2 separate regions of the Homo sapiens genome follow, and region 2 is linked to region 1. Evidence: read pairs that join two places in POLR2A ChIA-PET (ENCODE). Cell type or tissue: A673. All regions are shown on one strand. Links, peaks and the distances in the headings refer to the core of each region. The heading gives the core; the rest is flanking DNA. Region 1 overlaps MDGA1 (MAM domain containing glycosylphosphatidylinositol anchor 1). Region 2 overlaps ZFAND3 (zinc finger AN1-type containing 3).

The links. Peaks named below come from ENCODE experiments on the same cell type or tissue, not always from the same donor. Only the 100,000 strongest peaks of a DNase experiment are listed, where the experiment ranks them.
Region 2: POLR2A ChIA-PET joins it to region 1 with 8 read pairs; 2 of 35 experiments call an interaction of 5 or more read pairs at or near these places.

What each region holds. Positions count from the first base shown.
Region 1 is chr6:37,676,701-37,684,324 of GRCh38, reverse strand. The region is part of intron 1 of MDGA1 (MAM domain containing glycosylphosphatidylinositol anchor 1); the gene reads left to right. Among named protein-coding and RNA genes, the nearest start is that of MDGA1, 17 kb to the left of the region's middle. In A673, for the core only: no CTCF peak of the experiment used is centred there; a DNase peak (open chromatin) is centred at 3,514; H3K27ac peaks cover 413 bases.
Region 2 is chr6:37,977,740-37,985,363 of GRCh38, reverse strand. All of the region lies in intron 2 of ZFAND3 (zinc finger AN1-type containing 3), which reads right to left. Among named protein-coding and RNA genes, the nearest start is that of ZFAND3, 160 kb to the right of the region's middle. In A673, for the core only: no CTCF peak of the experiment used is centred there; no DNase peak of the experiment used is centred there; H3K27ac peaks cover 1,926 bases.

The DNA of each region.
Region 1 (7,624 bases), core at 1,273-6,272:
GAAATGTCAGGGCTTCCCCCGCCCTTGTGGGTAGGAAGGTGAGCCTGCTTGGTAGTGTGAACTGGAGGTTGCTGCCAGTCTCCACCGGGTCCAACATCTTGTCACACTGCCTACAAGTTCCACTTTAGAGTTATTAACAAGCTAGCTGGCAGAAGCACTGCCACTGTTTCCAGAAGGTTACTCTGGGAATACCTGGCAGCCCTAAGCCTTCTCCCGATGGCACAGGTTGGTTGATCAGATGAGCTGGATCTTGAGCCATGAGATTCAGGCAAGGAAGTTTCCAGGGGAGTGGTGGGTGGAGGAAGAGGATGATGGTGGGGTATTTGATATGTGTGTAGAGGGGTCATTAGGCAATATGTGGACTCTGTGTTGTGGCCATGTGAGAAATTTCGTAGTGGACACCATGGACAGTCAAAACACACTTGGACTCATAGTCTTAGTTTGGGTTGCCCCAGAAGTAGACTCTGAGATAAGGAGCTGAATGCTGTAATTATTTGGGAGGTAAGTCCAGGAAACTCTGGTAGAGGAATGGGGAAGCGAGACAGGGAAGCAAAGGAAGCCAGTGAAAGATGCCTTATCAAGTCAGTTACATCGGTGTCCCTTGGGGGAACTCTGGCATGCTTTGTGAAACACACTTCAGAGTTATCCCACCATGGGGTGAGGGAACTAGGGCATGTATACACCCACCCCGCCTCTGTCACTGGGTGAGGTTGCTCCTGGGGGTGTTAATTCCCGGTACTCCTAAACCACTGCACACACAGGCAGCGCAAGCTCTAGTGGCCAGAGATGGCCCTCAGGCAGAGAGGTGCCCGCAGGCATTGGCAATTGGGAGCTGGCTGGTGGTGCACTGAAGTGTTTAGGAGAGGGGGTGCAGGTGGGGCAGCAACAGTCTGTATTACATCTTGCCTAAGCCATGGTCTTGCTTTTTCAGAGCCAGCTTGCTGTGTGGAGCTCTTTGTTTTTAGATCTCATGTTCAGGGCTGCATGTACAAGCCTCCATTCCAGGCTGTAAACTCTTGCCTGCAGCCACCAGACCTGCTCACTGCTCATTTACTTCCTTGGATTTTGTGGCCAGAATCCAAGTGTGTCGATTTCTCCAAGACTCTCCTGATAGAATTCAGGCTCTCCCTGAAGGATGCCTTATACCTGCGGAGGACAGGGTTGAGCATCACTAAGGACACACCCAGAATCTACAGGGTCCTTTGGGCATTGCCAGGAGAGGCACCATGTTCTCCATCCCACTGAATTTAAAACCAACATAGAGGTGGGGACAGTCTAGACTAGAAGACTGCTCCTTCTCCCTGTAGGCAGGATTCTGGGTGAAACAATTGTTAGGGGTTAGAGGGTAATAAGGTCGACTGCATTCTGTCTACTTCCCTGCCCAGGAGCCAAGCCATGGGCTATGACCAGAGTGGCCTGCACCCCTGAATATACCTGAGCCTCATGAGTCCGGCTCAGAGCAGCACTTCTACCCTGTTGTATATTTCTCTCTCTCTCTTCACTAATAACTGGGACCTGAGATTAATTAACTAATTCAGTATTTATTGAACCCCCCGCAGTGTGCCAGACTCTGTTCTAGGTGCTGAGGATACAGCAGAGAACAAGACAGAGATGATCTAGAATCACAGACTTATAAAGTGACAGAGCCAGCGGGAATCTTAGGGCAAATCTAATCATTTGTCAGGAGAGAAATCTGTAGCCCAGAGAAAACAAGAGAAGTTCTCAGGCCACACAGCAGAGAGGGGGATCAGCCTGGAATCATGGAAGGTCAAAGGTAAAGGGCTTAGAGGTTGCCTGTTTCTACCTGTTCAGTTTTTTGTTTGTTTGTTTGCTTGTTTTTTGAGGCAGAGTCTCTCTCTGTCACCCAGGCTGGAGTGCAATGGTACAATCTTGGCTCACTGCAATCTCTACCTCTTGGGTTCAAGGGATTCTCCCTCCTCAACCTCCCGAGTAGCTGGGATTACAGGCACCCGCCACCACGCCCAGCTAATTTTGTATTTCTAGTAGAGACCGGGTTTCGCTATGTTGGCCAGGCTGGTCTTGCACTCCTGACCTCAGGTGATCTGCCCACCTCGGCCTCCCAAAGTGCTGGGATTACAGGCATAAGCCACTGCGCCCAGCCTACCTGCTCAGTTTTTAGAGGCAGAAACCAACGGCCAGAGGTGAAGGGTCTCACCAAGCTGGTGGCCCTGCTGTATCTGCCAGTGATTACTCTCTCTTCCACATCCATCTTCCAAGCCAGATCTAGATTCTCATTTGCAGAGGGGTGTGTGTGTGTGTGATGTGGGCAAGGGTAGTAAGCAGGGGACATGAGTAGCTTTCTTTTTGATCAAGCCATGCACCTCCTTTACTGTGCCTGCTGGCAAAGTGGCCTCAAGGGATACTAGGAGGAGCTTGCTACTGAGGGATGCCCCAATGTGCCCAAAGCACTGACACCCTTGTCTGGTTCACTCCCTCCTTTCTGGAGACTTGAGGGAGCAGGGGCTGCAAAGCCTGGCTGGGGTGAGGGTGGGCTTCATGCCCTCATTGTCCCCTCCTCCTCTTCTGTTGGAGATCAGTGTGTGTGTGTGTATCTGTGTATAGGGACCACTGGTATGAGATAAACTGCTCTCACTTGGTACCTCAACAGAAGCTGTAACATGTTCCTCCAGTTCTCTCTGCCTCGTGCAAGTGCACATTATTTGTATTTTTTGTGCATGTAATATACACTGGCATGTGTGTGCTGTAGGTGTGTATATGGGTGATGATGTTGCACACGATAATATGTATGTGCAGGGAACTATGTATATGTGTGGTAGGGGGTCCTACAGACCTCTTTAGGGGCTTCTCTGGGTCCACCTTTATCTCGCTGCCCCTCCAGATGGCCTCTGGTCACCTTTTTCTTGGTTCCAAGGCAGGGGGTGGGCACGGGCATCCAGCACCCTGGGTCATCAGTCAGGGACTTATGTCCAGCCTGGGTATGGCCCCCACCACCCTTCCTAGGAGACCTGAAGAGGGGGGGCAGGGGCAGGCCGAGGCTGGCCTGGAGCTCCTGGCTAATTTTCCTGGCCTCGATTGATCTAGCAGCTTCTCCTGAGTCTATTAGCAGTCCGCGAGTGAAAATATCCCCCATCGTGAGCCCTGACCTGAGACAGGGAGGAATCCGTAGCAATTTGTTCAAACAGAGGAAAGTGTTTCCCTCTGATTTGTATTCCAATTTACTCAGGCAGGAAGGGGGTCAGGGTAGGACCCAGGCACTGCCAGAGCTGGGCCCAGACCCATCCCCCTTAACCCCCCATGCCAGCCGGGTTGGCAGCTGGTCCTGCCCAGGTTTCCTGGGGGGGGGGGGCTGAGGAGGAAGGGTGGGCCCCAGTAGGGGACAGGGAGGGAGGTCTGCCAGCCTTCCCAGCAGGCCCTGCTCAGCTGGAGAGCTCAGTTGTGGATTTGGTTTTCACAAAACACAAAGCCGCCTGCTCGGAGCCTCTCTCCCAGGCACTGGGGCCTGCGCCAGGCGTGCGCTCACCCGCTGCGCCCGTGCCAGATCTGGGCTGGGCTGGGTGCATGGAGACAGTGGCCCCAGCTGGGCCAAGTGGCAGGGGGGCTGCTGAGGCCCAGAGGGGAGTTGGCACCTTTGAAAAGCGCTGGTGCAGTGTGGAGAGCCCCAGCACGGCCTTCCGATCCAGTGCTCATGCTTACTTCCCAGCCTGAGCAAACTGGGGCTCTGTGGTGTCCTAACCAGGCAATCTTTTGAGCACCTGCACTAACTACAACTCTGGTCGTATTAAGTACCTGCTGTTTGCCGGGCACTGGACTAGTGCTGCCAGGTGTCTAGTCCTTGCAGGGTCCGGTCGTCTTCATGTGCCTCAGTTTCCTCACTGGTGCTCCTCCCATCCTTTGCATACCTCTGTCACCTCCTTCATGCATCTCTGCTCAGCCCTTCTCACTTCCTCTTGGGAGGTGCTTCTCCCTTCTAAGGGTAGCCCTAGTGGCTGAGGGTCACAGGGCTGATGCCTCTGAGCAGGCTGGCTTCCTTTCTCCCCGATTGCTTCTTTTGGCCCCACCTTGCCCTCCCCATCAGGGCACAGGCCTCCACAGAGGTGGTGCCATGGCAGCTGGAGAGGAGGATTCTGGGAAGGGTCAGGCAAGTGATCCCGCACAGCTCACCTTCCATCCCCACCTTTGCCTTCCCTGGTGTGTCAGCGCCCCACCCCCGCCCCCGGGAGGGGAGTAACCAGAGAAGTTCTTCACACTGAGGTGTCAGTAACTAGCAGCTCTGAGGTCAGCTGTCACACATGACTTGCCAGGCTCCATGACACCATCGAGATCTAATTTCAGAATCAAGTAACTAAATATAATGAAGTCGATGAATAACCATCTCTCGCTCAGGTGGGAGCGTAGGGAGGCAGTGTGGCCTGAAGGATAGGAGCAGAGGCTTCTGAAACAGACCTGGGGTGGAGGTCTGCTCGGCCGCTCACTAACCATGTGATGATGGGCAGGTGTCGCACTGTGCCTCAGTTACCCCATGCACAAGACAGGGCTAATACTGGTACCTTCCTCAGAGGGCTGTGGTAAAGGGGAAATGAGGAATGTGTGGGAAGCCATGTGCCTGGCATGTGGGAGGCAATGACCACCACTGTTCGGAGGAGGGTTTGCTAAGTGAGTGATTCCATCACCGAGGCCTGGCTCAGGAAGCTGCCGCTGTCACTGGCTGAGGCACAGAGGCTGCCACCAGGGAGGCGGCATGGGAGGCTCTGTGTACAGGCACGTGTCACAATATCGGGAGAGAGAGGGAACAAGACTGAGACCCTGGCCCAGGAGGAAGGGTAGAAGAATTCCAGTCCTCCTCCCATTTTCCTTTTGGGGAAGTTTATAGCAAGAATCTTCCCTTCTAGCTACTGTACAGGGCTTGGAGACAGGTGTTTTGCACAAGCCCTTTACTGCCACCCACCCACTGTCCATTCCAGACCCCATTTTCCTCCCAAGGGGCAGCCTCCCTCCTCCCGCATCCACAGCCCCCAGCTATCTCCTGATAGGGGCTTTTCTGTCCCTGGCCGTGATTGAACTCTGGTCCAGTTGTCCTTCTCCATCCCTGAGTCCTTCTTTTTTCTCCCCCCACCTACTCGATTTCAAGTCATTTAAAAGTTGTTTCAGAGGCTCAGCATTATAATCAGATCCTATGGAGCCTGCCACTTATGTGGTTTCTAAAATTTTAGCCAAAAAAGGAGAGGAAACCCTTCAGTGATGGAGAAAAAATAAGAGACTACTTAAGCAGGAGGGCAGGTATTGCATTTCTCAATTTATAAATATACCTGATGCTAAAGAAAATATGCTCCTAAACTTTATGTTTCCTGAATTGATGCTTGAAAAAAAAGATTGTTCATCCCTTTAAGGGATTTAATGTGCTTTTGCTCCCAGGGGTGCTCGCCTTTTGAAAAGGATACAGAAAGAGAATAAACAAGTGACTATTTAATATGCAGGGTGTTGATTTGATGAGTGTTACGAACATGCATAGCAGGGAAAGGGATTGAGCGTGATGGAGGTGGGGGCGGGCGGGCTGTCTTAAACAGGGTGTTCAGGGAAGGCCTCTCAGAAGACAGCTGAAGGAAGGGATGGAGCAGGCTCTGGAGAGCTGGAGAAGAGCAATCCAAGCAGTGGGGAGGGGGTGGGGCTGTAAGTGCAAAGGCCCTGAGGTGGGAAGGGGCCAGGCCTGCTTGAAGACTGACAAAGAGGGCAATGTGGCTGGAGTGGGGAGGGCAGTAGAATGGGAAGTGGGGCTGGGAGCCGATGGCAGAGGGCATGGCAGGCTGTTGAAAACGCATTGGCTTTGACCCCAAGTAGGATGGGAGTCATGACAGGGAGAGCAGAGGAGAGATGAGATCCTCTGCCTGCTGGTGGAGAACAGACTACAGCAGGCAAGGGAGGAAGCAGGGAAGACCTATCAGGAGGCTGCTGTCACAAGCCAGGCAGGCCTCGGGAGTGGGGGCTAAGACTAGGGTGGCATCGCAGGGGGCAGATTCCTGATTGGTTCTGAAGGTCAAGCCGACAGAGCTTGCTGGTGAATTGGGTGTGGGGTGTGGGAGGAGGAGAAAAGTCATGGATGACTCCCAGATTTCTGGCTGATACTTGGTTAACGGGAGACAACGTGTTCCCACTAATACAAGTGTAGGGGGTGAGGAGTGGCTCCCAACCCTTGGGGGTACTGGGGGGCAGTGAAAGTTGGCTGCTGGAGGTCAGTGGATGGAGGGGCCATAAAGCGAATGAGGTCCTCCTTACATTTCTGCTCCCTGGTTCTTTAACCTCAGAGCTAATTTTCCTGTGGTCTCCTGGGTAGAAGCCAAGGCCTGGCCTGGAGGAACCAGGTAACTGCATATGCAGAGATGGCTTTAGGGGTTGCTAGAAGTTGGGGTGCAGCACCCCTATCTCCCCCTGCAGCTGGGTGGGGTGCTTTCCAGGAGCTGGAGCTCTACCCAGGGACCCACAGTGACCCGAGGTCGGAGGGGGTCAGAGTCTGCCAGGCTGTGGGAGACCCCCAGAAATGCTGTCCTTCCTTCCCTCCCTTTCTGTGCTGCTATGGGCCAAGGCCCCACCAGCTCTCAAGCTGCAACATTGATTTGCTTTCATTGTTGTTATTGTTATTATTATCCACTTAAACAACTTCATAGAAAAAAAAGAAGCCCAATGACCATCAAACATTAACCATTCATTCTAAACTCCCTGCCCATACCTGTCAATATATTTTTACATAGCAGTAAACAGTGGTCTGTTCTGCTTTCTCGGCTGCCTTTATCTCCTACACACGTCTCCTGCTATTGACTGAGCCCTCAGACCTGTCACTTTAATGGCCGCAGGACACCCCCTGCATCGATGTGCTGGAGTTCGGGTCACCATTTCTCTGCTGCCGAGCATTTGGGTAGGAGCCAATTTCCCTTTCTTTTAAATAGCTCTGCCATGAATATCCTTATGTGAATTACTTTTTCCTTTTAAATTATTTCCTTGGGGCCTATTCCCCAAAGTGAGACTGCCTAACAGGTCATAGGATAGGAACAGTTTTATGGTTCTCATTTCGCACTGCCGGGTTGTGTGACGGAAAGTTTGAGCTGGTGTTGTGCACAGCCCGGCCACAATGGATTTTATCATTTTAATTTATTTTCACTGGTTTAATAGGTGCATTATGGCCTGCTTTTTAACTTCCAATTTGAACCTCCTGAAGCCATACTTGGGTCGTTCGGCACCTAATAATAATAAGTCCTGCTCTATGCAGAACTTTACAGTTTACATGATACTTTCTTAAATGTCATCTCACTTAATAAGACACTGTAAGCCTAATGTTATTGGCCTCTGTTTTATATGGGGAAGTGGGGGCTTAGGCAAGTTAAGTGCTGGAGTGGAGCCTCTAACTAGTTCTTGCAGGTTTGGTTGCTTTTCCTTTTTTTTTTTTTTTTTCTGTTGAGATGGAGTTTTGCTCTTTTTGCCCAGGCTGGAGTGCAATGGCACAATCTCAGCTCACTGCAACCTCTGCCTCCCGGCTTCAAGCAATTCTCCTGCCTCAGCCTCCCGAGTAGCTGGGATTACAGGCACAAGCCACCACCCCCAGCTAATTTTGTATTTTTAGTAGAGTTGGGGTTTCACCATGTTGGCCAGGCTG
Region 2 (7,624 bases), core at 1,790-6,789, 300 kb before region 1:
GAGCCTAGGTTCTTAATGTATCAGTATTTGTTAAACTGAGTTATTTCATTACAAAGAAATGTTTGTTTTATTTTATTTTTATTTTGCTACGTTGCCCAGGCTGGCCTCAAACTCCTGGACACAAGTGATCCTCCTATCTCAGCCTCCTAAGAAGCCGTGACTACAGGCACATGCCACTACACCCAGCTGAAATTTTATTTTATAAAAGAATTCCCTTGAGTATCACATTCCTCTAGTGCCTTACATACCTGATGCTCAATAAACACTCATTGCCTAGTTTATAGATCTTTATTTAATAAACTAAAGACTGAGAGAAACTAAAACTAAAGTACTGGAAGTCTTATATCATTGAACAATTAGAAATAAAACATCCCTTTTTAATTTTTTCAGACATTTTTCACATTCAACTTTTTGAGACTGCTGAAAAAAGTATAACTGCTGCAGTAGCCCCATGAACACGTAACACATACAGCAATGACCTCTCTGATAATTAACAGACTAAGTCCTAGGCTTCCATAGTCTCAAAAGGGAGATGCAATGACAACAGCTACAACTGGCTCATTCCACTAGTTCAGACCAGCTTAGCTGGATCTAGCTGAAACTTGCCTTAGCCTCTAGACGAGTAGCTCACTCTTATAGATGAGAGTACTGGACACCTGGATGCTGGAATGTAGAAGTCCACTGGGCTTCAGTAGAAGTTTTAAATAAATCACTTTTAAGACAAAAGTTTCTGCCAACTAGCTTTTAGCACTGATACACTGCTTTGTTCAAATTATGTAATCATATACAATTTAAATGTTTTCAGAAAGTACCATCTTCACATCCTACCATCAACTATAGAGGAACTCACAAGGGAGTGACTGTTGTTCAAATTTTTAGTTTGCTTTCTAGTACCACCTGAGGGAATGTGAAAGCTAAGACTGCACATCTGAGCCCCCATTCCAACCCATGGCTCTGCCACTGATAATATACTCCCTCTTCTCATATGTACAACGGGAAACCTGGACAGTTTTACCTTTAAAGCTCTTAACACTTAGTTCATCTGACTCAATTTTTGTTTTAGTTTCTTTCTCAGCAGTTCTAACTAATTGTAAGAATTGGCATTTCATGACCTTTATACTTTTGAGTCACTGCAAGAAATTTCATGCTCTATCTTGCAATTACCATATTGGTCCAATAGACTCACTTTATAAATATAAGACACATTATGGAAGTTTAGCGATCTTATTTTTCCTATATCTTGAAACATGTTAACATTTCATCATCCAGATAGTTTACCACTACTCATCAATTATATCCAACTGTGCTTTCAAAAAGACTATAACCCAAAAAAGAAAAATGATGGAATCACCTACAGTGAAGGATGATGCAATCATGAAATAAATAATTATCCTTCAGCTTTTTTCATTGCACTGCCCAAAGTAAGTCACGTGTTGCTGAACAATGGGGTTATCTTTTGAAAAATGCAATTTCATTGTTGTGTGAACATCATAGAGTGAACTTCCACAAACCTAGATGGTATAGCCTACTACACACTTAGGCTATATGGTATAGCCTATAGCTCTTGGACTACAAACCTGTATAAGCATGTTACTGTACTGAATACTGTGGGCAATTATAAAACAAAGGTATTTGTGAATCTAAACATATCTGAAAACAGAAAAGGCAGAGTAAAAACACCATATAAAAGATAAAAAATGGGGCCAGGGGTGGGGGGTGGCTCACGCCTGTAATCCCAGCACTTTGGGAGGTCAAGGCGGGTGGATCACCTGAGGTCGGGAGTTCAAGACCAGCCTGACCAACATGGAGGAACTCCATCTCTACTAAAAATACAAAATTAGCCGGGTGTGGTGGTTCATGCCTGTAATCCCAGCTACCTGGGAGGCTGAGGCAGGAGGAGAATAGCTTGAACCCGGGAGGCAGTGGTTGCAGTGAGCTGAGGTCACACCATTGCACTCCAGCCTAGGCAACAAGAGCAAAACTCCATCTCAAAAAAAAAAAAAAAAAAAAAAAAAAAAAAGATAAAAACTGGTACACCTGTATAGGACACTTACCATGCAGGCAGCTTACAGGACTGGAAGGTGCTCTGGGTAAGTGAATGGTCAGTAAATGTGAAGGCCTAGCACATTACTGTGGGGTTTATAAACGGTACACATGGTACACCAAATTTATTGTTTAAAATATTTTTTCCTTCTACTTCTAAACTTAGCTCACTGTAACTTTTATATTATAAAACTTCTGAATTTTTAAAACCTTGGACTCTTTTGTATTAACATTTAGCTTATAACACAAACACAATGTACAGCTGTACAAAAATATTTTCTTTATATCCTTATTCTATATGCTTTTGTCTATTTTAAAACATTTTTATTTTTTGTTTTACTTTTTAAACTTTTTGTTAAAAACTGCAACACAAACACATACATTAGCCTAAGTCAACACAGGGTAAGGATCATCAGCATCACTGTCTTCCACCTCCACAAGGATTTTTTCCTACTGGAAGGTCTTCAGGGGTAGTAACAGGTATAGAGCTATCATCTCCAGTGACAACACTGCCTTCTTCTGGAATACCTCCCGAAGGAGTTGCCTGAGGCTACTTTACAGTTAACTTTTTAAAAAAATAAATACCATACTCTAAGGATAGATAGCATAATAAATACATAAACCAGTAACATAGTCATTTCTTGTCATTATCAAGCACTATGTGGTGTACATAATTGTACTGGCTATACTTTTATACAACTGGCAGCACAGTAGATATACTTACACAAGCATCATCGTAAACACATGTGTAATGTATTGTGTTAGGATGGCTACCACGTCACTAGGCAATAGGAGTTTTTTCAGTTCCTCTATAATTTTATGGGACCACTGTTGCATATGTGGTCTGCCCTTGATGCAAACATTGTTACACATGACTATATTTGCATCATCTTTCACCCTCTAGAAGGCTGCTCCACTGCTTATGTCATTTACAAATATAAAAATATATATAATTGGCTACATTTTTATTGCACAACTGTGAAAGGAAAATATATCTCGGGACCCCAAAATCACTAAGCCAAAGGAAAAAGTCAAGCTGGGAACTGCATATGGCAAACCTGACTCTTATTCTATCCCTAAATAAGATACATACAAAGATTAAAAAAAAAAAAAGCTACATACCTCCCTCACCATTTGCCCACAAGGAAATTCCTTGTGGACAAAGGACAGACAGAAGACAGAACTCAAAGTTGTCCCTCTGCTCACATGAGACAAACGCACATCTGATTGCTTCCTTTGCCCTATTGTTTCACTAAGCCAGACTAAGGCATAAATGACTATCCTTGTAAATGGCGTATTCTGTGAAACCTTAATCAGAAACTCAAAAGAATGAAACTGTCATTTACCTGCTTATGACCCAGAAGCCCTCTCCCCACTTTGAGTTGTCCAAACTGAACCACTGTAAATCTTACATGTACTGACTGATGTATCATGTCTCCTTAAAATATATAAAACCAAGCTGTGTGTGCCCTGACCACGTTGGGCACATGGCATTAGGACCTTCCAAGGCTTTGTAACAGGTGCATCCTTAACCCTGGCAAAATAAACTTCCTAAATTGAGACTTATCTCAGACACTCTTCGGTTTACACAACTCATGTTGACCTTCTACAAGGAAAAATTTTTTAAATAATATTATTTCCCCACAAGCCACCACCCAGAGTCAAACACTATATATTTTGGTGTTTCCCATCAAAAACATACACATATATATTTACATATTACAAATTTTAAATTTAGAATTTATAACAAAACTTACTGAGAATTCCATGATCCTCCCACAGTAACAATGAGCATTCTAAAGCACCTACCTAACCATGACCAAAAATCACAATACCCTAAGATCTCACTACAGTGGTCACAGACATGAAGCTGATGATCCTGGCTTCAATATGGGTGAAAACAGTTATTTTTAAAAGAGAATATTCACAGAACAGCATCACTTAGTCCAAATCTGAAACAAAGATAACAGCTGTCTTCTCATTCCAGAGTCCTGAACAAGGTCGTACTGTGATTTATAACTGTTGACCTCACCATGTTGTAGTTTTTGTTTAAGTGCCCCAAATGTCTTGAAATACAAGAAACACGCTATTCCTATGAAGAAAATACCATCCTAAGTCAGCCAAAATTGTTCTACCTATACATCTATCACCACAAGCATCCCTATCAGCCTCTAGGCTGGAACTACCAGCTAGGTATGGTTGCCTTAGGCTCAGACCACTGATTCCTCATTTCCCTTTTAGGAAACTCAGTACTTTAAATGTACCCCCTGCTCCTTGCTATGTTCTCCTGGTGCCCTCAGAAGTATATTCCAATTGTGCTTTTTTGTGCACAAGAACAAATAGAAAGCAGAGAAATAAATTCCCATTATAAATTTTCCAGCAGGAATCTACTTCACCAAGCTAGGTACTGCTTACCCTACAATTAATTTTAATATTGCAGCAGGGAAGGCTTTTTTCCTTTATGTTTTAATCTGGGGACAAGAACAAATCCAGTAATAGAACGTCAACATTAATTTGAGGGGAGATGAAAAATGACTTAATAACACTGCAGCAGGATTAATATTGTACGATAGATCATGAAGTCATAAAACTCTTGACAAATTCATTTTTGTATCACTGTATATTCTTGCTAATAGGGCAGGGCATATCTGAAAAGCTGTTAATACCTTACTGCACAAATGCCGATCAAATTGTACTGCAAGGGGATGTATTGTGCAGGAGGTGGAAGAAGAGAATTGTCCTCACCCATTGCAGTTTGCAGTTAAATGCAGCAGAAAGAAGAATAAGGGTAGAGTGGTTTCAAGCAGGAAGCTAATACTTGCTTCAAATCAAGTGATACAATTCAGAAAATGAGTTGATGGTTACCAGGAAAACAAATTGGAAAACAGATCAGCAAATGATACAAGAGAGATTTTACCCAAACAGCTCTAAACAAGGCACCAAGCCAAGAGGCCAAATAGGGAAATCTTTGCCTAGTCTGACACAAAAGCAGCTACTACAAGGTCCTTAAACAAAATGTACATTAAAAACAACTACATCCAAGCGAGGCAGGTTAACAGGGACTGGATTTCTCTTCCTGCCTGAAACAAAAACAAATAAAAACAGACAAAAATTACAATTTTCATGACTCTGGATATCTAGCAAAAAAAAAAAAAAAGACAGTGACCTCTGAGAGATGGGAAACAAAGGAGACCAGCCCTACAATTGTCTTGGCTTATTGCCTTGAAGAGAATTACTGGGCCATGGAACAGAGAAGGGAACATGAAGTGGAGTACAGCAGTAGCCCTGGCTTGGTAGGCATGTAACCTGTGCAGCTGCAGCTCCGAAGGGTGCAGTGCTTGGTTTAATGATCTGATTAAAATTAGAATTTTAAGAAACTAAATAATTTTTTAACAAAGGCTCACATTTTCATTTTACACTGGGCCCTGCTAATTATATAGCTGGTCCTACTCAGCAGATGTGGTAAGTTGAGGAAATAAGCTAAGAGGCCTGATGAGAACAAAGCAGCTAGAGTTCACAGAACAGAAAAACACACAAGGAAGAGTTATATATCAGGAGAGGATCCTGATTATTCAGCCAAGTACAGGTCAGCACATGCATACGAAAAAACTATCTGATGCCAGGCAAAGAACCATCGTAATGGATTGTTTTGACAGGGCTTGAGACGCACATAGACAGGGCAAGGAATAGTGCCTGTGCCCAATGTCAGACTGGAAAAACTCATAATTCAGGAGCATTGCATAGAGTACTCAAGAAGGTTTTATCTTGGAAGTAGAGAACAATTAACTCTACATTGAGCACCTCTCCAAACCCACTTTTAAACACACACACACCATAAAAGCACAATTCCAAAAGACAAAATTGCTTCCAAGTAACTTAACTGCATCTTCGAACAAAGCTCAAGATTTGTACATTTACAGAAATACATGGCACCCAACAAAGTAAATCTCACAGTATCTGCCACCCAAACACAGATAATCAAATACACAAAGTTGTAAGAAAACTTGACCCACCATGAAAAGAATAATCACAACCAACTCAGAACTGACAGAGGTGTTGAAATTAGCAGAGATGGATATTAAAACACCACCACAGCAGAATTTGCAGGCTGCCACTGAAGCAGTAACGAGGTGAAAAATTTTAGCATTAAATCTTTATTAGAAAAGATTTCAAATCAATAAACTCAGTTCCCACCTTAAGAAAGAAAATAAGAACAAATTAAACTCAAAGTAGAAGGAAGGAAATAAAGATTAAAGTGAGAATTCATGAAACAGAAAAAAGCCATGAAACCCAAAAGAGGGGTCTTTGAGATTATCAATAAGTTGATAAATGTCTAGCCAGACTGACTAGAGAAAAAAAAAAAAGACACAAATTATCAGTATCAGAAATGAGAGGTGTCTTCACTACAGTTTTATGCATATTAAAAGCATAAAATGCTGGCCAGCCTGGCCAACATGGTAAAACCCCATCTCTACTAAAAATACAAAAATTAGCCCAGTGTGGTGGCCGGCGCCTGTAATCCCTGCTACTCAGGAGGCTGAGGCATGAGAATCACTTGAACCCAGGAGGCAGAGGTTGCAGTGAGCTGAGACGGATGAAATGTTATAAACAACTTTATGCCATAAATACAAGTTAGAGGAAATGGACAAACGCACTAAAAGACAAGCTCACTCAAGAAGAAATAGATATTCTGAATAACCGTGTATCATTATCAAAGAAATTGCATTTGCAGTTAAAACTCTCTGACAAAGAAAACTCCCTGTGTAGATGGCTTCATTCATGAATCTCATCAAACATTTAAAGAAGAAACAACAGCAACTCTAAACAAACCCCTAACAGAAAATTAAAGAGGAAGGGAATACTTTCCAACTCATTCTATGAGTTCAGAAGTACTCTAATAACAAAACCAGACAAAGACATTACAAGATAAAACTACAGACCAACATCCATGATGAAATGTAGATGCAAAAATTCTAAGCAAAATTTTATCCAAAAATAGAATGTATCACAACCAAACGGAATTTATCCCAAAATTGTATGACTGCTTTAACATTTGAAACCCAACCAGTGTAATTAATTCACTATATTAATGAATTAAAGGAGAAAAACAACATGATCTCAACAGACATAGAAAAAACATTTTACAGCCAGGCACAGTCTCAGTTCGAGACTGGCCTGACCAACATGGTGAAACCCTGTGTCTCCACTAAAAATACGAAAATTAGCCAGCCATAGAGGTGGGCACCTGTAATCCCAGCTACTGAGGAGGCTGAGGCAGGAGAATCACTTGAACTCAGGAGGCGGAAGTTGCAGTGAGCTTGAGATCAAGCCACTGCACTCTAGCCTGGGAGACAGAGTGAGAAGGAAGAAAGGAAGAAAGGAAGAAAGGAAGAACGGAAGAAAGGAAGAAAGGAAGAGGAGAGGAGAGGAGAGAAAGGAAGGAAGAAGGAAAGGAAGGAAGGAAGGAAGGAAGGAAGGAAGGAAGGAAGGAAAAGCATTTTACAAAATTCAACATTCATTCTTCATTTGAAAAAAAAAAAAAACAAAAAACTCAGCAAACCAGAAATAAAAGGGGGCTTCC